Regions from separate parts of the Mus musculus genome. Here region 2 is linked to region 1. Evidence: chromatin loops called from intact Hi-C (ENCODE). Cell type or tissue: heart. All regions are shown on one strand. Links, peaks and the distances in the headings refer to the core of each region. The heading gives the core; the rest is flanking DNA.

Region 1 (15,154 bases), core at 6,979-14,978:
TTAGCAAATTTCTGGGACATGTTCCGTCTGTTTGAGAACCACAGCCTCGCGTCCTTCTAAATACCTGAAATAAGATGCGGCATTTGTAGGGGCCATTTTACCCTGCGGGCGGCTCTGTAAGGGTTAGGGTGTGGAGCATGTCCACCAACTGCTGGGAAGCCCCAGGCTTCAAGCACACAGAAGTGCCAGAATTAAGGAGGCCACCCAAGGTCACCATCACTGCTGGACTGTGGAGGCTTTAGATCTCATTTTCATTATTGACTTACTTAGTTTGGCGGAGATATAATTTACATACAGTTCAATTCATCAGCGGTAAAGGTATGCGTCTTGACAGTGGGTACAATTGGGTCATATACCACCATGACTAAGACATTAAGGTTATCTGTATGCCACAAAGTTGGCAAGCGCGTTTGCAGGCATTTCCCTCGGGGAACTGGTTTCTGCCGGTTTCCGTGCTTCCTGTCACAATGGCTGCCCTTCTACAATGTGGCACAAATGTGACCATCAGCTGATCAAGTGCTACTGACCCAGTCCTCGTGGGGCTGGAGAGACAGCTCAGTGGTTAAAAGCATTCACTGCTTCTGCAAAGGGCTTCTGTTCGCTTTCCAAGCGCCTACACACAGAGAAGTTCAGAAAGCCTGGAACTCCAGCGTCTGAGAATCAGATGCACTTTTCTGGCCTCCACAGGCACCTGCACACTTCATATGAGTAAACACACACACACACCTAGAAAGGAAAGGTTACTTGTTTGTTGTTGTTGTTTTAAAAATACTTCCTAGATTTTGATTGGTATTGCATCAAAAATTCCGTGAGAATATCTCAGCTTCGTTGAGTATTGAGAGCCACTCATCTGGCAGATCTCCCGTTTATTCTGATATACTTGCATTTCTCAGCAGCAGCTTGTACTTATGAATGTATCGCTATTGCACATCTCTGTGGGCCTTTGTGAGAGAGTGCCACGGTGCACGCGTGAAGGTCAGAGGACAAGCCTCAGGTATTAGACCCCGCCTTTCACCTTGCTTGCTGTGTCCGGCTTTTAATGGGTTCAGGGGATCCTAACTCAGGTCCCCGTTGGACACTGTCTTATGAGCCATCTCCCCATCCCAACGTAGACTTTCTTAAATGCAACCCTAGGGGGTTCATATTCCTATGTCACGAAAATGGACTCTCTTAAAAGTCTTGACATGAGAATTGGTGCTGGAGACTGGAGCCGGGCCATGGATGATACCAGGCAAGCCGTCTGCCCCTGAAATGCTTCCCCAGTCGTCTGTTTCCAATTCTCCATTTCTGGTGATTTTTATATATTGATCCTGTTCTCCAACTTAGCCCTGTTTTTTCAGTTCTAAAAGCTTCACTGTAGATTAGGAATTCTAATAGAGATAACCATCCATCCATCCATAAAAGACCGGGCTTATTCCATCCCTTTCTAATGTATGCCATTACTTTCTTCCCTTGGAACATTGCAATGCCCGGGGCACACCCTGAAGGTAGCTGACAAGAGCAGATATTTATCTTAATACCAGCTTGAGTAGGGATACGCAGGCCTTCTGCATAAAGTCTGATGCTAGTTACAAGGGTGTTGTTGTTGTTGTTGTTAGGTTAGTTGAATTTGGAGACAAGGTCTCCTTATATATTAATAATCCAGGCTGGCCTAGAACCTGTGATCCTCCTGCCACAACCTCCTGTGTGCTGGGAATGAAGGTGTGTACCACATTTGGTTCTAGGAAGTTTTCCTTTTCTTTCTTTTTTTTTTTAATATTTTTTAAAGATTCATTTATTTATTATATGTAAGTACACTGTAGCTGTCTTCAGACACTCCAGAAGAGGGAGTCAGATCTCATTACGGATGGTTGTGAGTCATCATGTGGTTGCTGGGATTTGAACTCCGGACCTTCAGAAGAGCAGTCGGGTGCTCTTACCCACTGAGCCATCTCACCAGCCCTCTTTTCTTTTTTTTAATAGAAGATATTTTTCATTTTTAATCCTAATTTCCTACAACTCTTTTCCTGTGTAGTACCAGATATTGAATTTTATGGAACACTTCATCTTTGTTTGTACACATGACCCCTGTCGGTATTCTTTGCGGTTATATTAACTGATTTACACTAATTAAAATATTTTTTAAATCTAGAATTTCTGTAATTAGTGCTACTTTGGTTGCAATGTAGACTTCCAGACCTATGTACAAGGCTACCAAACGGTAGCTTTCTTCTATTTTTTTTAAATGTCCTCGCTTTTTGTTTCATAAAATGAGTTTAAAAGTATGTATTTCTTTTTTTCCACTATTTCTCCATTTGTGTGTCTGGGCATGCACATTTGGGGGTCCAAAGGCAATTTGAGGGGACTCACTTTCTTCTTTCACTGTATGGTTCCCTGGAATTGAACTCAGGTCACCAGGTTGGCAGCAAGCACCTTTCCCTGCTGAGCCATCTTGTCGACCCTGCTTCTCTTTTTACTTCCTAGTATTGGCATTATCCTCAAAGTGTTTGCTTAGGACTCAAATACTTTCTTCTTTCCATTCAGATGAAGCCAAGGTCTGATGTTGAGGGAAGGTTCTCGGCGATACATTGCGTGACTTAATGCTGTCAGCTTCTCCTGGAAAACAAGCACATTTCAAAGAAACGTCTCCGTTTCACCGCCATGAGGTTCATTAGCATAACTTTGTTCAAAACGTTCCTTATTGCCCTGGCTTGTTTGGGGGCAGGGTCCCACTAGGTAGCTTTACTATGCAGGGCAGCTGGCCTGTGCCCCAAGCTCTGGGTTTAAGCGTGTGCATCACCACACCTGGCCAAACTGTCCTTTTAATATCTGCAGAGCTGGCCTTCCTTTACTCCCTGTACTAACAATTTACACTTTATAGACTTTTGTTGACAGGCCTGCTAGGGCTCTAACAACCACCTTTTCAAAAGCAAACAGCTTTTCCATGTCCTTTCTTTCTGTGAGTTCCACATGCTATTTTTAACTCTTAGGAGAAAGCCTGGGCCACTAAACTCGGACTTCTCTTACCACTTAGAATAAAACCAATATTTTAACCTTAAATTTGTCCAGAGGTACCGTCTTAATGGCACCTCGTATATTTTGATGCGTTTCGTTTTTATTTTCCTCTCGGTTTACACCATTAACCCTTGTGACTTCTTTTTGAAACGTGGAAGTCGGGTAATTCATTTCCAAGCCGTTGGGGGAATTTCCCAGACTTCTTCCTGTGGTTGGTTTTGAGTTTTCCTATATGGTTGGCTACAGTTTTGCACAGTTGCCACCCTGATGGACTGCTCAGTGTTGGTGTTCACGCCTTCTATGCCCCGGTTTCCCACGCAGTGCTGAGGGATGTGCTGGCGGCCCCTGGGCAGCACCACTGGCGGCTCTTCTTTATTTCCAGAACTCTCCCTGTGTTCCATGTATGTTGAAGCACTGTTAGGGATGCACACATGTGATGCACACATGTAATGCACACTGTTAGGGATGCCTGCACACATGTGATCTATAGGTACTTTTGAAATGCCTCTGTCTAGCTCTGGTAAGATTCCTGTTCTGTCTTATTAATATTTCTTGCTAATAGTTCTTATTAATATCCCCTCCAGCTGTCTTTTAATTACTATTAATATCTATACCCCTTCCTAGCCTTTTTTTGTGTGAACCAACTGTTCCTTCATATTTAAAGATAGTTTTTTTTTCTTTCTTTCATTTTTTTAAAGATTTATTTATCATTATATCTAAGTACACTGTAGCTGTCTTCAGATGCACCAAAAGAGAGCGTCAGATCACATTACAGATGGTTGTGAGCCACCATGTGGTTGCTGGGATTTGAACTAAGGACCTTCGGGAGAGCAGTCGGTGCTCTTAACCACTAAGCCATCTCTCCAGCCCCTCATTTAAAGAACAACAACAAAAAAAAAAACAAAACAAAACAAAAAAAAAACCAAAAAACTGGGCTTCAAACCCAGGACCATGCAGTGACCTATAACCCCAGCCCTAAATGTGGTTCCCTGTTGTTTTGATTCTGAAGTCTGAACTTGGGACTAGGAGCATGCTAGACACCAGCTCTGCCCCCACGCTGCATCCCCACCTCCTGGCCCCCACAGTTATAGAGAGGTTCACTGTAATTCTTACCTCCCTCCCTCTGCAAGCTCGGTGCTTTTTCTTGTCTTGTTTGAGGAGCTGTTTTGCTATTGAGACAGGGGCATCGCTGTGTAGTCCTAGCTGGTCTAGAACTCTTTTTATGTAGACTAGGTTGGCCTTGAACTCACAGAGGTTTTATTTTTCTTTTGTTTTTGTTGTTGTTTTTAACAAACCTAATTTTTGTTTTCTTGTTTTGTTTTAAAGACAATAAGCTATGTAGCCCAGGCTAGCCTTGAACTTGCCTCACTTTCTCCAGTCATGGGTTTTAAAGAGTGCATCACAACAGCTTCCACCTACTTTTTTTTTTTTTTTTTTTTGTCTTGTTTGAGGCAGGGTCTAACTACATAGCCCTGGCTGTCCCGAAACTATGTAGTCCAGGCTAGCCTCAAAGTCCCCTCTGCCTATGTCTCCTGAGTGCTGAGATGAAAGGTGAACCTACTTGCACATAGGTTCCTGCTTTGACTTCCTTTCATGACTGCGGTAAGAATGTAAACCCTTTCCTCCCTAAGTAGCTTTCAGACAAGACCTTTATCACAGTGGGAGATGGCAAACAGAACAGAGGCATTTCCTCCAGAGGTCCCCTCCCCACTGCCAGTGCTCTGCCGCCTGCAGCTCCGCTCCCTCAATGATCTACTTTTTCTTTTTTTTTCTCACTGATCTAATTTTGATGGTGCCTTGGCATGGTTTTCTTCAGGACTTTTCATCTTCTCCTTCTCCTCCTCCTCCTCCTCCTCTTCCTCCTCCTCCCCCTCCCCCTCCTCCTCCTCCTCCTCCCCCTCCTCCTTTTTCCTATTTTTGAGACAGGGTTTCTCTGTGTAGCCCTGGCTGTCCTGGAACTCACTCTGTAGACCAGGCTGGCTTCGAACTCAGAAATCCGCCTGCCTCTGCCTCCCGAGTGCCGGAATTAAAGGCGTGCGCCACTACCGGCTTCTTCAGGACTTTTAATATTTGGGATTCGATGCATTTCCTGACGGCTTATGCTTTCCATTGGATTCTGAGACCATTTCGCAGACCTTTTTTTTTCTGCTCTCCCCTTTTCCAGGGTGACAGTTATACATGTGTTAGGTCACTTGTGTTTTCCTAAAGGTTGCCGAGAGTCTGTCTGTCTTTGAAGCTCGGCCTGGTTTAACCTCTGTGCTCCATTAGACCATCTAGATTGTTCCAGCTTCAGCTTCACCAAGCTAGTCTCACCTGTGGACCTCATCAACTGTTTTCGTTTTAATTGCTATATAAAGCGGAAAGTCCTGGTTTCTTTGGAAACTCAATTAGGCTATAATGGTGTTTTGCTGGGGCAGAAGGGTGAAGGAATGTTTTGCCGAAGCAGACACAGGTGAAAGGATTTTTTGCTATAGCAGATCCATGAAAGGATGCATGATGTCCAGAAGGAATATAAGAATGACCCTACAGACAGTGGGCGCTCTGACTCACCCATCTTCACTGACGATGCACACGTATCGGTTCGCCTTACACTGCGTTGTCGAACTTCGCCTGTGATGACATCATTGAGAGAAACTCTCCAAAGAGCTTCCTTCCTGTGTGGTTCCTGCAGTTTCTTGCCCACTTCCCTGGACTCCAGCCTATTATTGAACCTGGCCATTTCTCTTAGATCCAGCTGCCACTACTGATTCGTGTGTGGTGTCTGCTGAGTGGACTGCACTGGGAACAGTGAAGATTGGAAAAGCCCCCCAAAACTATCTCTAAACATGTCTGCTTCCCCTGCATCCTAATCACCTCTCTTTCCACTGCATCTGGTGGGTGGTGGGCTCGAGGGAAGGATGGACCCTTATTAAAGTAGGTTGTGAAAAATATACGCCTACACTTACATTTCCTTCATTTCTAAATGCTACCCTGTGACCGCGAGTATTCATGTGTATATGTATTCATGTGTATGTATTCATGAGTATTCATGTGTATACATATGATGCCTGAGTGTGAAACACCACACCAGATGTCTTCCTCCCTTTCTCCCTTTCATTTTTGAGACAGGGTCTCACAATGAACCTGGAGCTGACTGATTTGACCTGCTGACCAGGGAGTCCCAGGGGGCCTGCTGTCTCCATCTCCTCAGAGCAGGGATGTGGGATCTGGGTCTCTCCTTTGTGAAGGAGGACTCTACCCCTTAGTGGAGACAGGCCCTCGTCTCCTCCCTTGAGGATTAATTAAGCGGACAGGTCTGGGATCTGTCTAGGGGCCATCACTGGGAAAGGGAGGTTACCAGGTAATATCCACCCCTTCCCCCAGTGCACTCCCCAGCGGTTGCCATGGGGATCTGCTGGGTCTGACCACCTAGCCATAACTATTTCCTCTTTTTTCTTTCAGATGCTATCCAGAGCTCAAGAGCCCTGCTTACAAATTCCCCAATGCTTTGAATTTGATCTTTTTCTAAAGCTCCTGTCCTCAACAAGTAGCTGATCTCTGTGCCAGCTTCTCCTCTCCACCCTTGTCCTTCCTCCCCAGCAGCCATGACATGTACAGCTCACCTGCCCTTTGAAAGGGCTTCTCCTTTCAAACTAATTCAATCGCCCTCAACTTGTTTGACTTGGTTCTTTGTCCTTGGGCTTCTGTTAGTGTTCCTTCTTAAATTCTTTTAGTAATGAAACTGAGAACCCCAAGAGGGGACCCTGACTTCCATACATAATATGGGGCTCTTCTGGGACTCCCCAAGATGCCTGGGAACACCACTTGTCTACCACATTTTCCCTTTTTATCAGCAGAGAAAGCTAACCAACCTCTGCACCCTTAGGCAGCGTCTCTTATCTTTCTGTTTTTAAAAAGACCTTCCCCGTCCAGCCTCACGGTGACTATGCTGTCCTCTGCCTTCCTGGGGGCAGTCTTCTCCAGTCTGTAACAGCTTTTCTGGAGTCTTCTCCAGTCTGTAACAGCTTTTCTGGAGTCTTCTCCAGTCTGTAACAGCTTTTCTGGAGTCTTCTCCAGTCTGTAACGGCTTTTCTGGAGTCTTCTCCAGTCTGTAACGGCTTTTCTGGAGTCTTCTCCAGTCTGTAATGGCTTTTCTGGAGTCTTCTCCAGTCTGTAACGGCTTTTCTGGAGTCTTCTCCAGTCTGTAACGGCTTTTCTGGAGTGCTTTTCCGCTGGTTCTGTAATATCTGCCATTGCTGGTACTGCTCTCCTGGTTGGGGTCCATTTTCCTGGATCTTCCTGCTGGGTACGTGCGTTTGCATTCTTTTCCCCTGGCTTGTTTTTGGTAACTTGCAGGTTTGACTTCTTCAAGCGTTCAGGCTTGGGAAGATTCAGAGCAGTTTTTATTCTGGAAGTCATTTATTGTCACTACTAAGGCATGATACTTGATTTTCTTTTAACAGTATCTCTTGTAGCCTGGGCTGGCAAACCCACCATGGAGCTAATGATGACCTGGAACTTCTGATCCTCCTGCCACCGCCTCCTGACTGATGGATTGCGTGCATACATCACCATTTATACCCCTGGATGTGGCGCAGGGAATCGAGTTCAGGGCTACACACATGTAAGCTAGGCAAGCAGTCTGCCAGCTGAGCCACGCCCTCAGTCACTAGGCATACTGCTTCTGTGGAATCATCCTATCTCCTGTCTAACACAGTGTCCCTCCATCCTGGCCTATGGGGACATGAAGTATCCTTGGCTCTGGGGTTCCACAGCCAACACCCAAAGCGATCTCTTCAGATTGCCAGCTTTTTCCCTAAGCCACAGTCTCCTCTGGTATTTTAGATCACAATTCTGCATTCTTTGCCTTCCCTGGACTCTGACCTCCATGTCCTTATGTCAGGTAGCATCCCATCACTTAAACAAAATACTTAAAGACTTGTATTGGCTCCCGGCTCCCAGGGTTTCAGCCCCTCCTCATCGGTCCCGCTGCTCAGGGCCTACATCAGCGCGGACTTCGGGAACACAGCATAGTGGAAGTAGGGGTGGGGGGTCCTCTCCACAGCATCCAGAGAAGCAAAGAAAAACAGGAAAGGGCTGGTCCCAATAGCTCCTCCAACATCACACACCCAGTGACCTAACTTCCTTCCACTGGGCCCTATCTCCTGAAGATTCCACAAACCCCCAATACCATCAAAGGCCAGGGACCAGGTTTTCAACAAACAGGCCTTGGGGGCCATCCAAGCTGCAATGCTAATGCACTTCAATTCAGAAGACTAGAGTTTGTTTCCACTGCCCTCCTGCCTGCAGGGCAGCCTGGAAATTGCTCCCTCCCTAATCGAGGTAACTTCTCTCAGGGACTACATTATTGGGCCACCTGCTTGTCTGAGATCTAAAGAGTTTTCTAATCCATGTGGCTGGGGCTATTATTCTGTTTTTTCTTTTTTCTTTTTTCTGTTTGTTTTTTTCATTTAGTTGTCAATAGCATGTACACAGTTTCATCTCCAAAGCAGTTAATTTTTCATGAGCTGACTCTGGATTCATTTTACCCATACGCCCTAAGGAACTCTCCCTGTCTCTAAATCTTAGTGAATGGGGGAATTGAGTAAGCAATTTTAAGTCCGTCTAGAACTTTCTTCTTCACTGTGTGTTCCTTGATGGATTCTTCTTCGCGAGGGCAATTTGTATAATCTAAGATTTTAACATTTAATAAGATCACGGGAAACTATGGCTTTAAAACATTAAGATATTTCCAAACAGCGATCAATACTGACCAGAGAACAGTGCCTTTTACTGTCTCTGAAAGCAGCCAGTATTCACTAACCGCATTGCCGTGTGACCTTGCTGTTTTAGTAAGGACCATTTTTTAGCCCTCCCGTTAAGGACGCTGCTGTTGGAGAACGCTGGGAATGGTGTCTCATGAAGACAAAGCCCTGGTTTGTTCGGCAGCAACAGCAGTGGGACGTGTAATCCAAGCACTTTGAAATAGAGGCGAGAGGATCAGAAGTTCAAGGATAGCCCGATCTACACGCTGAGTTCTAGGCCAGCTTGGATCATATGTCCAGACCCCTATCTCACAAAACAAAGCAACAGGGCTGGAGAGATGGCCTAGTGGTGAAGGGCACTGACTGGTTTTCCAGAGGGCCTGAGTTCCATTCTAAGCATTCATATGGAGGCCCCAAGCCATTATATAGCTCCAGTGTAAACAGACCTGATAATCTCCCTTTCCTGGCCACCACAGGCACCAGGCCTGTGTGTGCTACAGAAACAGACAGACAGAGAAAAATATCCATATTCATAAAGTGAAAATTAATTTTTTTAAATGACAACAAAAAATTTTGGAGTGATGTTTTCTCCTTTAATGCCAACATGAAAAGGTGGATGGATCTCTGTGAGCCTAAGGCCAGCCTGGTTTAAATAGAGCTTTCCAAGCTAGCCAGGACTACATAGTGAGACTTTGTCTTTAAAGAAAAAAAATTCGGGGCTGGAGAGATGACTCAGAGAGAGGTTAAGAGTTCAATTCTCATGAACATGGCAGCTCACAACTATAACTCCTGTTCCAGGGGCAATCTGACAACCTTCACACAGACACACATGCAGTCAAAACACCAATGTACATAAAATTAAAATAATCTATTTTTTAAAAGTTGCAAGAGATTTTTAAAATTATGCTTCTCACGCAAATTATCAAATTTTTGGAAAATTTTAAGAAAGTATAAAACTGTCAAAGAGTACATTATTCTACCACCAGAAGGAAACAAGTATCTATCTTGCTTTCCAGTCTTCCATGGAATGCTGGTACAGTTGGTAGAGAACAGATATAACCTAGCTCTGCCCAGGATGCTGCTTGCCAGGTGAGCCTCCTGCACTTGATGGGTCATGACGGATGGTCACGGTCTAGCCTGATTTCCTCCAACTTGAAACATCCCTACTAAAGGATAGTGGAAGGCACAGGAGATTCAAAAGACCTTTCAAAGCCCCAGGAGATTGACCCATTAGCTATTTTGCTTGGTGAGAGAGTGTGTTCAAGGCCTACATGGAACTGTACCAACTGGTTAGTGGCTTCGAGAAGCCAGTCTCACCCTTTCATTTGGCCAAAATGGAGTCCAGAATAAAGACTTGCTGAGGAAGACGCGGGAGTACCAAAAGGGTTCTGTTAGAGCTGGCTCTTGGAGGTTCACCCACCGCCCAGTTCTGAGACCCCCTCAAAGACTGAAGTAGGGGCATCAGATGTCCAACCATTCACCGGGCCCAAGGGGGAGCTCTTTTCACGTTGGTACACTGAGGGCTTAAGCTGACCCACTCGTACCCCAAGTGGCACCTTCTGGCATCCGAGGCACCACCCAACTGGCCACAGAGATTCCGCACGCACCCGGAGTATGGAGGTCTCCGTGGGTGTCCCATGGAGTGCGCGGAATCCTCCTCAAGACCTCAAGGACCGGTCCCTTAACAGGAACTGGTTCCTAACTAGTCAATCTATCCCTCCCGCCCGGTCGCTATGGCAACCACTGGCCTAACATTCCAGAGTCCGGCGGCAGGCAACTGGCTAACTAGCCAGGGGTGTCCTCTGTGTCTTTAATGTGAAAAGCTGTTGACCAATCGTTGGAGACGTTTCAAAAACCAACAAAAAAAGCTACCAGAATTTTGGGGTTCGGATTGACAATGCTAAGGAGAACCTGTTAGGCAGGGAACTAACTATTAGGGTTTTTGTTTCTGGGGTTCAGTTCCCTTTTCTTGTTTGTTTGTTTGTTTGATTGTTTCGGTTTTGTTTGGTTGTTGGGTTTGTTTGGTTTGTTGTTTTTGTGACTCATCGAAGGAATAAACCCAAGTGTTCCTACCCATCCATCCACACCCTGAGTGTGAGAGCAGAAAGGTCGATGACATAATTCCCCAAGGGCAACCGTGCAGTATTCCAAGAGCCCCTTACCCGTTTCACCGCAGCCACAGTGCCTAGCCACAGCCCGGCTTAAACCCACCAGCGTCTTCTTTAAAATTATGGGATAGTCCCCTGTTAGAAACTGTCTCCCGCTTGTTCCTCAGATCACATCTCCTGCCACCCACGCCTCAAGAAAAAAAAAAAAAATCTCGCACCGACCCAGTTGGTCTTTGGGCATCTCCCATAATACAATATGGCAGCTCCATCCTCTCTTAAACTCTCCCTCCCAGTTCTACCGCGTTTCCATCGCTGAGGTCTCCCCAATGTCATTTCCTCGTAAAACCTGTGTGATCTCAACATCTCCCCCAGAGGTTGCTGTGCGGCTCTGGACTGAACGGCGCGTGCTGAAAAATGAGCGCGCTGGAAGCTCCACGCGCAGGTTCATGCTCACAGCCGAACCCCTGGGAAACAGCAGCGGGCGGGGGAGGGGTGCGGGGGGGGGGACGGGACTACTAGGATGATTGACAGCCTACCGGGGCTGCTGAGCTGCAGGCGTACCGGGAAATTAAGGACGCAATACAGCCAACAGGTGGGACGCAGGCGCAGGAAAGAAGGGGTACGCACGGTCCCCGAGACGTGTCAGGGCTCTGCTGGGTTTCGATACTGGAGCTACCTGATGGAAGCAGCAGGGGCGCCGCCCGGGACGGTCGGTGGCAGTTAGCGCAGACTGCGGGGGGACACCAGGCGGGCTGCTTAAGCCCAGCCTACTTGTCCGGCAGGTGGAGGTGAGCAGCCATAACTTGGGGACCAAAGCAGCCCGGACTTCTTCCTTTGGCCGCTAGAGGGGACTCCTCCAGGTGAGTGTCAGGTCGCCCCTACGCTTCAAGCGAGCTTGGCGACGCAGCCAATTATTTCAGGATGTCCCGCCCATCCCCTCCCGACAACCACTCGCCTGCGCAGAGGCTTCGCCAGCTTGGGACTGGCAGGCAGTGTAACAAATCAAGTCTCCACCTTTGAAAGCAAAACACTGCAGCCCCTTGGAAACTCGGAGCTGGGAAGGGATCCAAGAGGCTGTACCTAGGGGTGGCACGGAGTGTCCGAGTCGCTTCTCCGGAACCTGGGATAGGTGGATCTAGAAGGAACGTCCCGGGTGAGTCACGGTCATGACTGAGGGAAGGGGTACTTGAAATCAGGCTTGCTGTTTTGATCCCCTAGTATAAATATAGTCTCCCTTGTTGTTGCCAGCCTTGTCAGTTTGGGTTCTGTTGCCTCCGATTTTTTTTTTTTTTTTTTTTTTTTGTCTCTTCCATATTTTCAAGGAGGGTGGGCACGGGTTTGCCTTAATGAAGGAGATGCTGGGCGTTACCAGATGAGGAAGTGGAAGGCCAGTACTGCCGGCTCCAGCGTGCAGGAAATAGCCGGTGCGACTGGCAGGTGGATGGAGGGAGCTCTGTGCTTGGTACTGAAACAGAGGTGTGTCTCTCCGAGAATGTCACCCCTCAGTGCTCAAAAGCCCCGGGAAAGAAAAGCTTGGCATGAAACCGACGTTCTTTGGTCAAACTGAATCGTCAGGTGGTGACAAGACCTCCATGCACGCACGCGGGGGGGCGCGCGCGGACACACACACACACCCTTGTTTTTAGTTACAGCCAATTTCATGGCCGCGAGGCTGTTATGCTCGCTGGAAGACTTGCTCGGTGGGGTTAACGGAGTTATTCATTTAGATGAGGCCGGGGGATTCGAGTGGAAGCAAGCACTTTGTGAATTCTCTTGGGTCAGTGACCATAAACTGTGACTGTGATTGTCAACACTGGCTTGGCTGTGTGCCTCTTGGACATATGTCAGCCTTGGACCAACAATAAACCATCACCAGGCCAAAGTGTGAGCCTTATAAGGGAATGCAACTTACAGAGTCCACGGAGGCTTTGGGGTGATGCTACACGGCAGTTCAAGGAGAATCTTCCTCCCTCTGTCTTTGGGTATTCAGAGCTCTGGGGGTTCCCTGGGTAGAGAGGGGAGTTGAAGCTACTGTTTAAAAGCCAGTGACTCAACACACACACACACACACACACACACAGAGGGGTGCGGTGGGGGGAGACAACCTGCTGTCCTCCCTAGCTGGTTCCCAAGGCCTGTTTGCATTTTCTGACATCCTGTGGGTGGGGCTGGGTATATCTGTTTGTGGCCATGGGTTCTGAGTAAGGCATTCTTTTTTTAAACCACAGTGTATCATGGGCATTACATTTGGTCGAGTGGGCATCTATGCAAGTTACCTTGCCAGGCTCTGAGCTAGGTTTCCAGGAACAGCAGAGGACCTGACAGGTGCCTTCAATCCAGGGCCCCCTCAACTCCAGGCTGGAAGCAGCCCTAGGTCTCTCCCAGGTAGAAGGAGCTCTCGAGCACCCCCATATTAACGATGTCAGGACAGAGATACAGACATTTAACACAGAGTTGCTTTCACACACATGCAGTCTAATCCAAGAGTAATTATAATTATGCCCTCCCAGTCTTCCCAGAAAATTATGGTTCCCAGTTGATCCTATATGCATTGGATCTAACATATCAAAAAACATATGGGAGGCATCTTGCAGAAATACTGTCTCAAATGATAGCAGCAGCAACAACTTAACTTTAGGCCCTTTGACAAGGTGCAACCTGGGCAGAGAGGTCTTCATGGCTGCCCTGTACTAAGCTGGCATTTGGTGTCTGTGCCTGTCTGTCTTGTGACATCAGTGCATGCTGTTGCTTTTCCTAGGTGTGGAACAGGAGGTAGAGGGAACTAGAAACTATGTGATGCGCAGGTTTTTAAAACCTAGGCCCTCAACTCTTTCTTGGGTAGATGCCTGGGAGCTAAGAGCATAGATGTATGAATGAACCCTATAGGGTTACACTGGGGAGTGGGCCCACAAGATGGCTTAGTGGGTCAGGGTAGTTGCGGTTAAGCTTAATGAGTTGAGTTCAATCCCCAGGACCACTATGTAGGATGGAAGGAACTGGCTCCACCAAGCTGTCTTCTGTGCACCTTAGCACACCACATCCCATCGGATTTCCGCGCAGCCCGTGGCACAGAAACATGAGTCACGTTTTACAGCTAAGGAAACTGGCTTAAAAGCTGGGGGTAACCTGGCTGAGGTACACAAGGTAGCACATGTCAGATCAGAAGCAATCCAAAACATGTCAAGAGGCCATCGGGATGGCTCAGCAGGCGAAGACAGCTGTCAGGCAAGGCTGGAAGCCTGAGTTCAATCCCTGGAACCCACTGCGGGAGGAGAGGACTGACTGCCACCACCTCCACAAACACACGACGACCCTCAGACACTCACATACGTGACGATAACACATTAACAACTACAACGTGAAGTATAGTAAACAGTTTGCACAATAGAATAGAATATAAATTCATATGATTTTTGTTTGGTGCTTTGTGTGGGGTTATTCTGTGTGTGTGTGTATATATATATATATATAATATATATTATATATAATATGTATAATATATATATATATATTTGAAAGCATAAGGCTGGATAGAACCTTTTAATACAGTGTTAGGGTTTCCACTGTGAGCTCTTGGATTTTCTCTTCTCTGTTTGGGAGACAAGTGTGAGAAACACTGAAAACAGCAGTCCAGTTAAGCTAACAGGGTGATCTTTATCCCTGCTTCAGCTCAAAGCCACAATTTACAGATGAGATGCTGAATCACCCAGAGCCAAGCTGACCCGGGCATCAGGCCCCACCTCCCAGTACAGCGCCCCTGCCCCGTGGAGGATTTTCCTCATAGTCTTTCCTTCCTAAGTTGAAACACCCGTGATTTGGTTTGGTGTGGTTGTTCATCATTGTTACTGTTGGTTTGGTTTGCTCTAAGACAAGATCTCATTATGTAGCCCAGGCTATCCTGGGGTCCTGTGACAGCCTCCCCTGAGTGCTGGGCTTGTAAGCAGGTGCTGCCAACCTGATGGCCGTGGGATCTATTGATTCATTGATTTCAGAGACAAGGAGAAGCAGATGTCGGTGGCCCATTATCTTGTCCTCAAGCTGATGGGTGAAATAGGAGTTTAAATCGGGGGGGGGGGGGAGCGGGAGTTGGGGGAGGAAGGGGAGAAGAGGGAATGGGATGTCTAAGAGCCAAGAGTAGAGTTTTAGAAAGATCTGTTTATTAAGGGGGTCAGAAGCTTGGTAATCATGCTGTCAGGGTCTCCTTTCCTGTGGCCAGTCGTACTTTGTGGGAAGAGCTTTCTCGAGCAGTGAAGCCGAGTCTCATGTCCATGCATTTTTTATGTGTGTCTCCACCACCCAGAGCTTGGC
Region 2 (15,154 bases), core at 3,187-11,186, 110 kb after region 1:
GGGTGTGAACTCAGGCGAGCACCTCACTGGCTGGGCCGTCTTCCCAGTACAGAATTCCGGTCTCCTTTGTTTGATTAAGTTAGTTCCTTGACAGTTTAACACTTATTTATGATACATTTAGCTGCCTCTCCTTTCCCCATCTCACCCCCCCACACACACACACCGGTCTCCACCATCCCTTCCCTCCCCAACCCCGCCCTCCTCCCTGTCTGTCCCTTTCCCAGATTCATGACTTTCGGCTTTGTTATGTGACCCATTTCGTTTAGTGCCTTCGGTGTGACTGTTGCATTGTGACTACCCACTGAGATCTTTTGGGTGCTGTTTTGATTTTAATGTTTTATTACAGCTATTTATTTTGGAGGGGTCCGTACATCATGGCACACATGTGGGGAACTGCTAAGGCTTACAGGCAAGTGTCCTTACCCACGAGGCCATTTTGCCAGCCCTGGGAGCCTGATTTTTTTGAGACAGGGTCTCAGATTCACAATATAGCTGAGACTGGCTTTGAACTTCTGCTCCTCCTGTCTCCAAGTCATGAATGCTGGGGTTAGGATCATATAACACCAGACCCAGCTCCAGCGTCCTGTTTTGTTGTCGTTTGCTTGGTTTTGGTTTGGTTTGATTTTTCTTTTTTTTTTTCTTTCTTTTTTCGAGACAGGGTTTCTCTGTGTAGCCCTGGCTGTACTGGAACTCACTCTGTAGACCAGGCTGGCCTCGAACTCAGAGATCCATCTGCCTCTGCTGCCCAAGTGCTGGGATTAAAGGCGTGCACCACTACCGCCCGGTCTCCAGTGTTCTTTTATGTTTTTTGTTTTGTTTTGTTTTGTTTGGATTTTGACTTTGAGACAGGGTCTATGTAGCTCTGGCTGTACTGGAACTCACAGAGATCCACCTGCCTCTGCTCTCCGGGTGCCCTCTGGGTTTTGATCAGAGTCCAGGCAAAAGAGATGCTCAGGGTCTGAAGCCTGTGAGTTTCTACACTCCTCTACCTGGCTGTCACCTGAACTCAGGGACTCCTCCTTGTTAGACAACTCCCCCATGTGTGTCACAGCACTCGGTGCTCTATACAGGATCTACATACGGATCTACCTCCCTCTACTCCCCAACCCCCCACCCCTGAGATTATACACAGACAGGCAGGCAGATAGACCCCTCCACACCCAGCCTTTTTCCTTGGGTCCTCATGCTTTTGGGGCAAGTGCTTGACTGACTAAGCACCACGCACCCCCCCACCTCCCCCTTACCCTCTCTCCTCCCCCACCCCAGCTCTGATTTTGTCTTGATTGGACTGCAAGCTGGGCGAGCGTGGAGACCATCCAGCAGGTTCGGTAAGGAAGCGAATCTGTCCAGTGCGGCTTTGTGCCAGCTGAGGGCTTTTATACATATTTCATTTTATCCTAACAGCAAACCCACGCTGTCTCAGCTACTGTCCTGCTGCTATGATAAAGCACCCCGATAAAAAAGCAACTTTGTGGGGTACTGGGGAGATGGCTCAGTAACCACTGACTGCTCTCCCAGAGGTCCTGAGTTCAATTCCCAGCAACCACATAGTGGCTCACAACCATCTGTAATGGAATCAGATGCCCTCTTCTGGTGTGTCTGAACGTAGGACAGTATACTCACATACATAAATAAGTCTATTTAAACAAACAAACAAACAAACTTTAGGGAAAAAGGGTTTATTTTGACTCCCGGTTCAAGGGCACACAGTCCATCACTGCGTGGGAGGCATGGTGGTAGGATGTGGAAGCGGCTGGTCACACTGCATCCAGAGTCAGGAAGCAGAGCATGACAGTTCCCCTCTCCTTTTGTATAGTCCAGAATCCCAGGCCAGGCAACCCTCTTCCCCTTCCTGAATGTCCTTTGTCCCCCCACCCAGTCTGCATTCCCACAGTTGAGCCCAGCCAGATCTCTCTTCCTCTCTCTGCCTTACCAATCTCTGTAGAGTAAATGGTGCCGATAAGCCCCCAACATAAGCTTTGGACCCAGGGCCTTCTGCCTTCACCCCTCTCCTCTAAGACTCTGAGCTTCTCCCTCATAGCTACTTAAAGGCACCCGAATGGACAGAGTGTCATAGTTCTGTAGCGCTCTGCTCTGTGGTAAACATGCGACTCTGGACTTCTTGGTAAGGAAATGAAGTCCCTGCTAGCCTGTTTAGCAACAGCCCCTCCTGGCCAGGGTTCTCTGACACTCGGAGCCAGCTGGGGACACACAGTTCCCAGAAACGTACAGTGACAGGGTACCTTCCCTGCTCAGTACCCTGACACATCCAGGGCGTCTACCCAGCCTCTTCTGTGCCCAATACATTTGTCTGGTCTCTGCACACCTCAGAGTATCTTCCATAGTCCCTACAGCCTGCTGAGGGAGACAGTGGGGGCTCTGGGAAGCACAAGGTGCCTGGGTCTCCCTCTGATACTTGCAACTGTGATGAGTTAGGTTCTTGGAATCTAAGGGTCCTTGGGTGTGAGGTAAAGGGGATGCGATGGGGCTTCAGACAGATGAGAGTGTGAGGCCTCAGGCACAGAGCCATTAGGAGTGTTCACCATGGCCACTCCAGCTAAAACACATGGAGGCCCTGGCCACAGCAGGATGGCCTGCCCACAACTGAAATTCTTGGGATCCTATCAGCCTCTAGACACAGCATATACTCAGCCTCTGGGACCAGAATATGTGCCACGTAGATATTTTTCACAAACCAAGAGGACATTTTCACAAGAGGACATTTTCACAAGAGGACATTTTCACAAGAGGACATTTTTCACAAACCAAGGCCCTGAGCTCAGCTCTGCAGAGAGTGAGGCATCAGGTCCCAGGACTCTGAGGTCTGGAGAGGATCCTCAGAGGTGAAGACACGGGGTCCGGCAGATACGGGACAGGCTGGGACAGGATGCCCAGACAGACAGGCACCTAGAGAATGCTGAACCCATGTGAGAGTCACCAGGTACTGTAGGGAGCCCCACAATATTTTGAAGGCCCTCCAATGAGATTATAGCTTATTTTAAAGTCAAAGATAGGGAAGCCGGGCCGGTGGTGGCACACGCCTTTAGTCCCAGTACTCAGGGTTGCAGATCTCTGAGTTCAAAGCCAGCCTGGTCTACAGAGTAAGTTCCAGGACAGCCAGGGCTACAAAGAAAAACCCTGTCTCCCAAACCAAACAAACAAATAAAGTAAAATCAAATCAAATCATGGTTGGGGAATGGACAGTTGTGGGCTCTCCCCCTTGGAATCTCAGAATATAGGAGGCTGGGGTCAGAGGATCATGAATTTCAGGCTCACCTGGCCTATGACATAAGACTGTCTCAACAAGGAAAAAAGAAACTGGGCAGCACTTTTTAAGGTGGAAGAAAATGTGACCCCCATGTTAAAAAATAAAAAGTCCTTAGAGGTATGGTGAGAAATATTGACTCGACAGAATCCCACAAGAAGCAGGCTTCATGGCCTGTCTATGAGGACGTCCCTAAACTAGGATAAGTAAAATGAGCAGATCCGTCCGAAATTCTACCAGCACCACTGGGTACCCTGGGAGAGCAAGGGAAGATGTCACCTGAGTGCCAGTAGCTACCACCATGCAACCGACTCCTGACCGGTCTCCTTCCTCACTCCAGACACAGTGTGACCAGCCAGCCACCTCTTTGCACCAGCCCCTCCCCTCCATGACTGTTGTACCCTCAACAGGGCCATGAGCCGTTGAGGGTCATAAGCCCTTCCTCAAACCGTGAGCCAAATAAGCCCTTCCTTACATTGACTTTGTCAAGAGTTTTGTCACGGCAGCAAGCAAGGAACTAATACTCTCTTTTGTTGAGCTCCTTGAACTCCTGCCCCTTCTACTTCACCCTCTGGGTGCTGGGATTACAGGTGTGCACCACCTCGCCCAGTCTATGCTGTGATGGGGAATCAAGCTACAGCCTTGTAGGTAAACACTGCCAGTTGAATTGCTTAGCAGGTAGCATGAAGATCCAAGCCCGTCTGGGTCCAAACCGTTATTGTTACTATACCTCACTGGGTATTCACTAATAACTTTATTTGATAGAGTCCTCTCAGCCTGAGGTGGAGACAGTCACCCCATTTTACAGCAGAGCAAACCAAGGCCAGAAGAGAAGGGAGTTCTGTGCCCACAGTCTCTTGTCTAGTCAGTGAGGGAGTCCAGAACCAGTCCCTGGCCCTCTTGACCACCCCTGGCTGTGTTCAGAGCATTTCCTGTCTTCCACTGTGCAGTCCTTCTACCCTCTCTGTGACCCTCAGTGTGACCCTGCACAAATGACGGTCTGCCTCTCTTCCCACCCACTTTCTTCCCGAAGCTTCCAGCCCCACAGAGGGATCCGAATGGCGTGCCCATCCCCCCCTCCCCTCAAACACACAGCCAAGCAGGAGCTGCTACTGCAGCCCCAGAGGCTGTGGAGAAAAGGAGGTGGCTTGCCAAAGCAAGAGCACAGGTTTACATGAGGCTCCGGTCCCCGGACAAATGCCCCTCTGTACCTTCAGGCCTATTGTGACTGGCAGCCGTCCAGCGCTCACCGCGGGCAGCTTCAGAAGTTGGGATTGGTCTGTCTGCAGTCCTCGCTGCAGCCCTGCCCTGCCAGGTCCTGACTTGGGCAGGAAACAGGGGGTGTACTCTCTCTGGAATAGAGACTGTGCTAGGCAAGCCAGCGTGGGGAGGGTGAGGGGCCACACCCTGAACCACTCAGGAAGCCCAACGTCTTAAGGTAGTGAGCAGCTGAGAGGAAGGTCACTGGGTCCCGACTGTCCCATTCCACGGGACAGAAAGCTGTACACTAGACGGAACAAGTGACTTTGGAACAGTCCCGCAGCCAATGAGCAACAAAGGTAAGATTTAAATCCAGGACCCCTCCCTCCCTCTCAGGCCAACATTCCAGCTATCAGGGTCTCTGCCATGCTCCCGTGTGAGGCTACAGATCAGGAGATATGGGCTCCCTGAAAGGGTGGCCTGCCTAGACACTGGAGCACTGGGTTCCTGGGACACCGTGTCTCCATTGAGCAGAGCAGTGAGTCTCAATCTGCCTACGATGCGACCCTTTGATAGAGTTCCTCGCGTTGTACTGACCCCAACCCTGAGATTATTTCATCGCTACTTCATAACTGTAATTTTGCTATGGTTATGAATTGTGATGTAACTATCTGAGAGGCAGGATATCTGATATGAGACATTACCCCAACGGGGTCAGGACCCACGGGTTGAGAGCCCCCACCCCAGCGAGCTTTTCTCTCTGTAAGTCACACATGGTAAGCACTTGGAGCCTGCCACGTCCTCAGGAATGGCAGAAGGAGAGGCAGGAACCCAAATCCAGACAATGTCACACACGATACACGGCTCTGTGACCCCAGCACTTGGGAAACTGAGGTAAGGGGTGGAGTTACAGAGTAAGATCAGGCTGGACTCAAACTTCAAACTTGTAGCAGTTCACCGTGTAGAGTAACCGGAATTATTATAGTGATCTCCTTTTTGTTTAAAAAAGATGTATTTATTTATTATATGTGAGTAGATTGTAACACACCAGGAGAGTGCATCAGATCTCATTCCGAATGGTTGTGAGCCATCATGTGGTTGCTGGGAATTGAACTCAAGACCTCTGGAAGAGCAGTCAGTGCTCTTAACCACTGAGCCATCTCTCCAGCCCTGCTTTCCCATTTCTAACAGGCCTTATTTCTTTTTCTTTTCTTTTTCTTTTTTAAAAAAGATTTCTTTATTATTATTATACATAAGATCACTGTAGCTGACTTCAGACACACCATAAGAGGGCATCAGATCTCATTATGGGTGATTGTGAGCCACCATGTGGTTGCTGGGAATTGAACTCAGGACCTTCGGAAGAGCAGTCAGTGCTCTTACCCGCTGAGCCATATCACCAGCCCCAGGCCTTATTTCTGAAGACAGACAAAAACAGGCTGGAGAGATGGCTAGTGGTTAAGAGCTCTCTGGTTACTCCTTCAGAGGACCCAGGTTCAATTACAACCTCCACACGGTGGCTCCCAACCATCTATAACTCCAATTCTAGGAACTCTGACACCTTCTTCTGACCTGGGCACCAGGTAGCATGTGGTGGATAAACACAGTCAGAACTCTCACACACTACAATAAGATCAATACATCTAAAAACAATGGGGGAGGCCCGCTGGAGAGATGGCTCAGTCAATGACATGCTTGCCGCACAAGCGTGAGGACCTGAGTTTGACACGCCCCAGCAACCACATAAAAAGCTGGGAAGCAGGCAGTGCCTTTCATTCCAGAGCTGGGGAGGCAGAGACAGAAGGATCCCTGGGGCTCACTACCTAAGCCAGTATGTGATGAACTTCAGGCCAGCAAATGATCCTGTCTCATAAAACCCGTGGGTCGCACTTGAGGAATGACACCCAAGTTAACTTCTATCCTCCATATGCACACCTGTATGTGACTGTGGGGTGGGGGAAAACATTACTATTATGTGTATATATGATGTGTGCAATGTGTGCACATGGGGGTGTGGGTGCATGTGTGTGTGCATATGAGCGAGAGAAGTGGGGGGAAGGGAGAGTGAATGACTTTGGGGAGTCGGTTCTCTCTTGGGTCAGGCTTGTGCTCTGAGCACTGTTACCTGCTGAGTTATCTCTCCTGCCTCTTGCTTTCAGTAAGTGACTCAGTAACTCCGAGTTCTCTCGCTTCATGGGAGCAATACTGCCACGGCAGCAGGGCACTAAAAGAGAAACGGGGTGGGGGTTCTCGACAGGCCTGGTTGTTACTGTGGGTCAAGGGCGAGTTATTTTATGCCTCTCTTTGCTGTTGCTGTACCCTGCTCCACGCTTCCTCTCTACATGCATCCCGAGGCTCTCTTGGTCCTCAGTTTCCCTGATTGTAAAGGAGAAGGCTGTGGACACAGGAGCAGCTGCCTCCTGGGGTTCTCATGGAGGATGTGGCAGATGAGGAAGCACTGGGGGGGCCGGTGTTGAAGTAGAAGTGAAGATCTCTCCCTTGGCCTCGGCGGGGAGCTTAGATTCCGCTGTAGCTCATCTACCTAACCCCAGCAGCCGATCAGTCACCTGTCTGTCTGTCCAGAGAGTGGGGAGTGTCCGTGGCTGGTAGAATCCTCTCTCCCTACTCCCTTCAGACAGACATCTCACCCCAGGTACGTGCCCTTGTCTCCCGATTCTCCTGCCTATAGCTCTGTGTCGGAGAGTGCTAGGTTTACCACTACACCCAGGGCATGACCCTAGGGCAGGCCAGGGACGCATTGTACCAGTGAGCTATACCCCAGACACTGCGGCTTAGGTGGTTGTTGTTGTTGTTGTTAGACATAGCCTTCTAGCTCCAGGCTGGCCTCCAACTCACGATCCTCCCCAGTGGTGGGGTTCCTGGGTGTGTGCCATCACACCCAGCTACAGTTCCCATCTAATCTAATTCCCACAAGACCAGTGGAAAAGCTCTACTGGAACAGGTCCAAACAGGAACTGTGAAAGACAGGTAAGGTAAGGAGGCCTGGGTTGTAATGACAGAATTCAGGCAGGGATCGTGGACCAAAAAAAAAAAATTTTTGAGCCTAGCATGAGGGCACAGCTCTTGGATGACTGGGAATTTGAAGCCAGTCTGCTCTATGTAAAAAGTTCCAAGACAGCCACAGCTTCCCAAGTCTGTGTTTCTGAAAAGAAAATAAAAGCCATTATAAATATTTCAGGCTCCCGATAGCCCACTTTAAGGATTGCTGAAATGGAAGATATTTAACCAAGAAGAACGTTTTCAGAGACCACAGAATTGCTCTTTTCCAGGGTAGGAAGAAATCCTTAGACGCTTGGGTTCCGCAGGCTAGTTACCGACCTACCGCTAACTGCTACCGCCACCTGCTGGACAGAGGTAGAATTGCCACGCTGCTATCCGCAGTAGGGAATCCATGAGGTTTCACAGGTTTGGTTTGTGGAAAAGATGGTAAAAGGGAATAGGGCCAGCAGCGAGATTGGGGGTGGGGTGATGACAAAGTGATCGTCATTGTCTGTAGCTCCAAAAAGCGCCAGTATTTCGGAAAGTCGGAACTTTTCTTTAATCTCATTTAAGCTTCTTAATTATTTATTTATTTTGTGTATGTTTGATGATGCATGGGTAGAGCTTAAAGGACAACTTGTACAAGTCCCCCCTCTTCATAAATCATGTGGGGGTTAAACTTGGATCATCAGGTTTGGCAGCAAATGCCCCGATTTCACGTTTTAATTTTTTTTTTTTTAATTGCTGAGGTAAGGGTTTCATGTAGCCCAGGCTGAACTCATACTTAATGTGTAGCCAATGATGACCTTGAATTTCTGACCCTTCCATGTTTCAGGTGTGACACCATTGATACAGTGCTGAGGACTGAGCCTGAGGCTGCTTCTTTTATTTATTTATTTATTTATTTGGTTTTTTGATACAGGGTTTCTCTGTGTAGCCCTGGCTGTCTTGGAACTCACTTTGTAGACCAGGCTGGCCTCGAACTCAGAAATCCGCCTGCCTCTGCCTCCCAAGTGCTGGGATTAAAGACGTGTGCCACCACGCCCGGCCTGAGGCTGCTTCTTGTGTGTTAGGCAAGAGTGTTACCTACCGGGCTCTGTCGCACTCATGGAAGCCGAATCGCTTTACTGAAACTCTGGGTTGCGGGTGGATATTTGTGAGTTTGTCTGCTGGGGATTTGGTTTTCTTGTCTTCTCCAGGGAGAAGCTTGGAAGCACAGGGAGGGCTAGGGCGGAGATGTATTGAGGTGTTGGAGGGGGACAGCATTTATCCTCCTGATAACAGTTCTTACACTTGACCCCAGGGGGAGTCAAAGGGAGGATGAGTCAGTATGTAAAGGGTCATGACCTCCGCCACTTCCCAGCCCAGCCCCCACACAGGACCAGTTAACCAGCAGAGGGAACAACCGGCTCTTGTGGAGACGGAGACGCTAGCTTGAGTAAAGTTAGGCTGAAGTATGTCAGAGTGTGTTCAAGAGCCGGCACGGTAGGAGCTGGGATCAAAGCTGGAGTAAGCATTCTGGCTCTGTGAGTGGAACCATCCTTAGCCATCTTGGGTTTCTGTCCATCTCAATACTCACGAAGGCCATCTCTTCTGTGTGTGTTCTCTGGGAAGCAGTCTAAGGGAGGGGGAGGGGATTCACAGTGACTGGCTGGGCGTCCCAGAACTCAGCCTATGGCCTGGTATAGCTTTGGCTAACAGCTACATTAGGTGGGGCTCCTGTCTACTCTGCACCTCGGATGCCTCCTCTGTGCAGTGGGTGCCGTGGCTGCACCCTCCCCTCCAGAATGAGGATGAGGGTGGAATAGGATCCTGCCTGGGGAGGCCAAGAGCCATGCTCATTACCGTAGTTGTGAAATTAGCTGTGGTCTGGAAAGGCCAGCCTTGCCGTCCCGAGTATCCCGACGTCCCACGGCCATGGGCATGCACAGTCCCCTGTCTTGGGTCTGGCTTGGTTAGCTACGGTTGCTGGGGCCCCCACACATGAAAGCATCCACACCCGTAGCCATCAGTGTTCACCGCCCTCCTCCCACCTTCTCTGATGTGGCAGGAACAGAGATGCCATTGAGAGCTGTCGCTGCCGGCATGAGGCAAGATCGGCTCTGGGGTTGCTCACTGTTCTTCTTGAAGGAGGAGTGACTGGCCGCCACCGGCACCTGAACCCAGCACCCAGGAGGTGAACCCGGACGGACCTGAGGAGGATCCTGTGTCCTGTGTCCTTGGGAGACTACTCACTGGTCAGTGTGTGTGTGTGTGTGTGTGTGTGTGTGTGTTTATACATGTGTGTATCTATGTGTATACATATATGTATGCTTGAATGAATCTGTAACGATGCGAGGGGGTATGAGGGCATATGTATGTGTGTATATGTGTTTATATGTGCATATGTACATGTGTGTATATTTATAGGGGAATGAGTGGGAGTGGGTATGAGGGTGTATGTATGTTTGGCTATGTGTTTATATGTGTGCATGAGTACACATGTGTGTATGTTTGTGTGAATCAGGGAGTGGGTGGGAGTGGGCATGTGTATGCATGTGTGTGTGTATGTGTGCATCTGAGTGTTACTGCAATGACTGGTCACTGCTCCCACCAGGTGCATCTCAGGGCAGAGGGGTGGCAGAACACGGGCATTCCAGGGGGCTGCTCTTCAGTTTGCAGACTAACTGAGCACAAGAGTGAGCTTTGTAGCTCTGAGCCTCAGGTCCCGATGGGAAGCCATGGGAAAGGAAACCCTGTTTTCTGTGGCATCTTGTACTGGGAGCAGGTACTTGTACTGGGGTTACACAGAAGGTTTGGGCAAATGCGCCTTATTAGCACGTCTGCCTCACTGTGGCGTCAAAGGCAGGGGTCCGTCTTCAAGAGCCGAGCAGGGAGCCCGCCATCCTGATTTCTCATCTTTAGCCTATGTATTTGTTTATTTCTTTAGAGAGAGTATCTCACTTATCCTGGGCTAGCTTCAACTCCGTTTGGAGCTGAGGATAACCTTGAAATCCTGACCGTCCTGCCTGCATCTCTGCGGCGCTGGGATTACAGGAATTCTCACTATGCCCAGGCTCACTGAACTCCTAATAGCAACACATTCCAGGCTTGAGATGTTGCTCAGTGGGCAGAGTGCTTGCCTAGCAAGCGTGAAGCCCTAGGCTCAGTGCACACACCTATAATCCCAGCAGCGCTGGAGACGTGGCGGCCAGAGGGTCAGTTCAGGCTCATCATTAGCTATATAGTGGATTCGAAGCCGACCTGGAATACATGAAGTGCCATCTCAAAAAACAAAAAGTAGTGCTCACAGCTTAGTCCTAGTCTCAGCTCCCTTAGGGCCAGGCCTTTCATTTTCAGACAAGCAGAAGCTGGGAGGGGTTCTGTCCCTTGCTGCCGTCCTCCCACTGGCAACAGGGAGATGAGGCTGTACCTGGTAGACAGAGCTAAAGAAGAACCAGACGAGGCTATATCTTCAGGGGGCGACAGGGAGTGTGCAAAGACAAGGCAGGGACACTAGCTGTGCTTTCTGACTCACAGAGGCTGTGGGACAAGAGAGAACAACCTTGCTAACGCTGTCTGGGTGGGAGTCTTCAGGGAAGGGTGGTGGCTTGAGGCTGTGTTCTTCCTGCTGGGGAGTATGTGGCCCACCCCAGCTTGTCTAAGGCAATCAGGTGACCAGAGCCCGGGACAGAAGACAGGGGAGGTCTGTAGAGCCCTGTACGTTTCCTGGAGGAGGAGCTGAGCCATGGAGGCCCTGAAAAATCACAAGAACCAGGGTGGGAGTTAGGACCCTGAACTCGCAGTGGGGCAGAGAAACTGAAGGGAGAGCCTGGCCTATAGATGAACAGGGCCAGGCCACCAAGATCCGTCTTATGGTAGTAGTTGACAGAGCCTCCAAGTGAGTGAAGATGGCCTCCCTCATGTCTCAGGCAGATGCCTGTCCCTGTTTCCATTGTAGCTGGGAGAATGTTGGCGGAAGGGCTTGGGGGCCTTACTCTAGAGCAAGGTTCTTGACCTGTAGGTCCCGACTCCTTTCACAGGCGTCGCCTGTCAGGTATCCTGCATATCAGATGTTTACGTCACGATTCCTAACAGTAACCAAGTTGCAGTTATGAAGTAGCAACGAAAATAATTTTACGATTGGGGGTCACCACAACATGAGGAACTGTATTAAAGGGTCACAGCATGAGGAAAGTTGAGAGCCGCTGGTCTAGAGAGTAGGGGGCTGAAACCTGAGGCAGCCAGAACAGAAACAAGAGGAAAAGGCGGGTTCCTTGTCTCAGCAATCCAGCGGAGCTGGCACATGTCTATCTGTATAGCTATCTCTGTCTCTGTCTCTATCTCTATCTCTGTCTATCTCTATCTCTCTATCTATCTCTCTCTCTATCTATCTATCTACGTCTATATATCTATGTATCTAAATATCTATGTCTGTCTATCTAGATCTAGATCTGTAGATCTATAGATAGAGATATAGAGGGATAAAACCCAGGGCTTCACATACCAGACACTTGCTCTACTACTGAGCTAGATCCTCAGACTCTAAAATAGTGAAGTGAAATTTTGCTTATTTCCCGTCTTTTCCTGACCCCTGTAGTTCAGAACAACCAATTTAGAGCACCAGCCTGCTTCCGAGGCATGCTCGGTCAATCCTGGCATTCCCTCCTGGTGGCGAGACATCTAACTATGCACCTCCCAACCCACCCTGACCTTACTGGGTTGAGTTTGTCTTCCTACTAGTGACCTAGGAGAAGTGTAATGAATTCACACTGCTTTGAAAAAAAAAAACCCCACAAGTTTCTAGGCTGGAGAGATGGCTGAGTGGTTAAGAACACTGGCTGCTCTCCCTGAAGACCTGGGTTCTATTCCCAGACTCTACAGGGCAGCACACAGCCATCTGTAAATTCAGTCCCAAAAGGTCTTATGCCTGCTTCTGACTGCCACCTGCACCAGACAGACAGACAGACAGACAGACAAGTGAAAGGACTCATACCCAAAAAATAAAGTAAGTCTAAATAAATAAAAAATATTTCAAAAAGAAAAACCAAGTTCCGAGTTCCTTGCCAAGCAAGGTGGCGGCGCACATCTGTGATCCCAGCCACCTGGGGAGGTGGAGTTCAAGGTCACCATCAGGCTGCCTAGGCTATGTGAGACCCTGTCAGAAGAGGTGGGAGGAAGGGAAGGGAGAAGGGAGGGAGGGACGTTCCTTACACTTCTGGGGTACTGCTTTTAGGAACAGGCCTCATCTTTACTTGCTGTCCAAAGAAACTGTGTGTTTGAGAGTTCTAGGATCATCCAGGAAATGAGGGAAAGAGGCTTTGTACGGGCATGGTAAGACTAATCCAAGGTTTTTTGGTTTTGTTTGTTTGTTTCTTTGCTTTTTGATTCTTCAGCTGACAGCAAGAGGATTGATTGTGCATGAGTTACACTTGGCCACAAGAGAGACCAGAACTAGTCCAGAGTGCCAAAGGTCCAGGGCAGAGGGCCAGCGGGACTGTTTTGGTCCTAGGAAAGGCAGTCATTTTCCCAGGTGATTGTGACGAGGTGACGTTGCAGGTCTCCTGAGACTTACTACCGACAGCAGCACACAGTCCGACAGCTTGTTCCGGTGTCCCGGCCTTGAGCATCCCTCACTTCTGCTCCCGCAGGCGTCGTGGGGGCACAGGCTGGTTTGCTTGGCCCTCATCCTCATCTCTTTTCTCTTGCGCTTCAGCCTGCGCATTCTCTTCTTCCGCCTCTTCCCTCTCATGGCGCAGGAATCTCAAGGAAGGTGGTGCTAAGACCGAGAGCCTAATCCAAGTTGTAAGCAAAAGTTCTCCTTTGTTTTCAGCAGGGGCGAGATGACCACAGCCACCACTTTGGGGGACGCCGTCTTCTCGCTGAACATGACCAGGGGAGAGGACGCCCTGTATAAGAGTAAGGTGGACTTGGGGGAAGGTGGCCAGGGCCAGTTCTGGGGTCAGCTTCCTGGTCCCATCACTTGCCAACCCTACATGGCTGCTTTGTCCTGGGCCTCAGTTCCCTCACCTGTGAGACAGAGCATCCTAATGAAGACCCTGCAAGAGGTTGTTGTGAGAGTGTAAATGAGCCCCAGGAGGAAGGGCCTGGTTCCTGTAGATACGCACAGCACATTAACCACCCCAAGCGCCGTGGCACAATGAGCTGCTGCTCCTCTTTGTCTCCAGCAAGTCCTGGAGTCCAGGGAGGGATGGGAGTTCGAATCTCTCAAGAGACTGAAGTGGGTCTCCTTGAAAAGTTAACTGCTTGCTAAGTTTGGTAGTGCACACCTTTAATTCCAACACTGGGGAAAGCAGAGGCAGGAGGATCTCTGTGAGTTCAAAGGCCAGACAGGGCTATCCAGAGGGAGATTCTGCCTTGAAGATGACAACAACAGAATTAAAAGGTAACAGCTCATTTACTATTTTTTCTCCCCCTGCCCCCTGTTTTTGAGGGTTTCTCTGTGTAGCCCTGGCTCTTCTGGACCTAACTCTATAGACCAGGCTGTCCTCAGACTCAGAGATCTGCCTCCAGAGTCCTGGGATTAAAGGCGTGCAATACCACTGTTCAGTTGGTAGAGCGTTTGCCCAGCAGACCCTCATAAAGGCCTGGGTTTTATTCCCAGCACTGGCGATGTGGGAACGGGAAGATTGAGAGTTCAAGGTTATCTTCAGCTACACATTAAGTCCAAGAACAACTTGAGCTGTACGAGACCTTGTATATTAGTTTATGTCTCTACTGCTGTAATGAACACCATCGTTAAAAGCTACTCGGGGAGGAAAGGGTTTATTTTAGCTTAAGGCTTACAGTTTATCGTCATGGGAACCTGAGAGGCAGGAACAGGAATGCAGGAACGGAAGCAGCGACCAGGGAGGGGTGCTGCTCACTAGCCTGCTCCTATGGCCTGCTCAGCCTGTTTTCTGATACAACCCAGGACCTCTCACCTCAATCATTATTCAGGAAAATGGCCCTGCAGACACAGGCCCACAGGCTGATCAGATGGAGGTAACTCCACAGCAAAGTGTATTCACCGTGACACCAGAAACGGAGGGATACCAATGACTTCAAGATCCTGTTCCTCAAAGGATGCCCCCCCACACACACATACTGATTAGTTACATATGGTTTTGAGTCTTTTATGATGGGGAAGAGAGCCATATGTGTTCTTTGTATTTGGCTTTTTTTTTAATATAGCATGAGTGTTTGCTAGCATGTAAGTGTACTGCACTGTGTGTAGTACCTGTGAAGGCCAGAAGAGGGCGCCAGATACCCAGAAACTAGAGTTACAGCCGGTGTGGATGCTGGGAATGGAAGCTGGGTCCTCTGGAAGAGCAGCCTGTACTTACAAACCACTGAGCCATCTCTCTGGTCTTGTATCTGGTGTCTTTAGCTGAACCTTGTGTTTCCAGTCATGTATGTTAGTGTTTTATAATGTTGTAGTCTAGTCTCCGTGCCTGAGATGGTCTTAAGTGTTCCTGAGCTATTTATAGTTTCCAAAAATCGTCATTGAAAGCATTCCAAAGTATTTATTTTATGGGCTAGACTACCTTATTAACCCACTTAGCATGTCAGTAATTTTGTTAACAGACAGCCTTTTGTTTCAAACAGCCTTTCAACATTGAGGATTAGTTACCCCCCTGCCAGGTGTAGTGGCGCAAGCCTTTAATCCCAGCACTCGGGAGGCAGAGGCAGGTGGATTTCTGAGTTTGA

Evidence for each region. Hi-C counts contacts between places; a loop is a spot of excess contacts. Peaks named below come from ENCODE experiments on the same cell type or tissue, not always from the same donor. Only the 100,000 strongest peaks of a DNase experiment are listed, where the experiment ranks them.
Region 2: it touches region 1 in a loop (2.8-fold over the local background); 11 of 42 quality-filtered maps call a loop at or near these places.

The regions. Positions count from the first base shown.
Region 1 is chr4:135,491,275-135,506,428 of GRCm38, reverse strand. Nipal3 (NIPA-like domain containing 3) reads left to right here and starts at 11,851. Exons shown (of 12, transcript NM_028995.4): 1 at 11,851-11,999; 2 at 15,147-15,154. Stpg1 (sperm tail PG rich repeat containing 1) reads right to left here and starts at 10,442. Exons shown (of 9, transcript NM_030189.3): 1 at 10,283-10,442; 2 at 1-64. The coding sequence starts at 20. In heart, for the core only: CTCF peaks have their summits at 11,676 (motif pointing right) and 12,459; DNase peaks (open chromatin) are centred at 8,088, 10,468, 11,828 and 12,338; H3K4me3 peaks cover 3,043 bases; H3K27ac peaks cover 2,263 bases; H3K27me3 peaks cover 436 bases.
Region 2 is chr4:135,375,200-135,390,353 of GRCm38, reverse strand. Ncmap (noncompact myelin associated protein) reads left to right here. Exons shown (of 5, transcript NM_145555.2): 2 at 9,516-9,702; 3 at 13,281-13,363. The coding sequence starts at 13,288. Among named protein-coding and RNA genes, the nearest start is that of Ncmap, 15 kb to the left of the region's middle. In heart, for the core only: a CTCF peak has its summit at 7,824 (motif pointing left); no DNase peak of the experiment used is centred there; H3K4me3 peaks cover 235 bases; H3K27ac peaks cover 772 bases; H3K27me3 peaks cover 1,286 bases.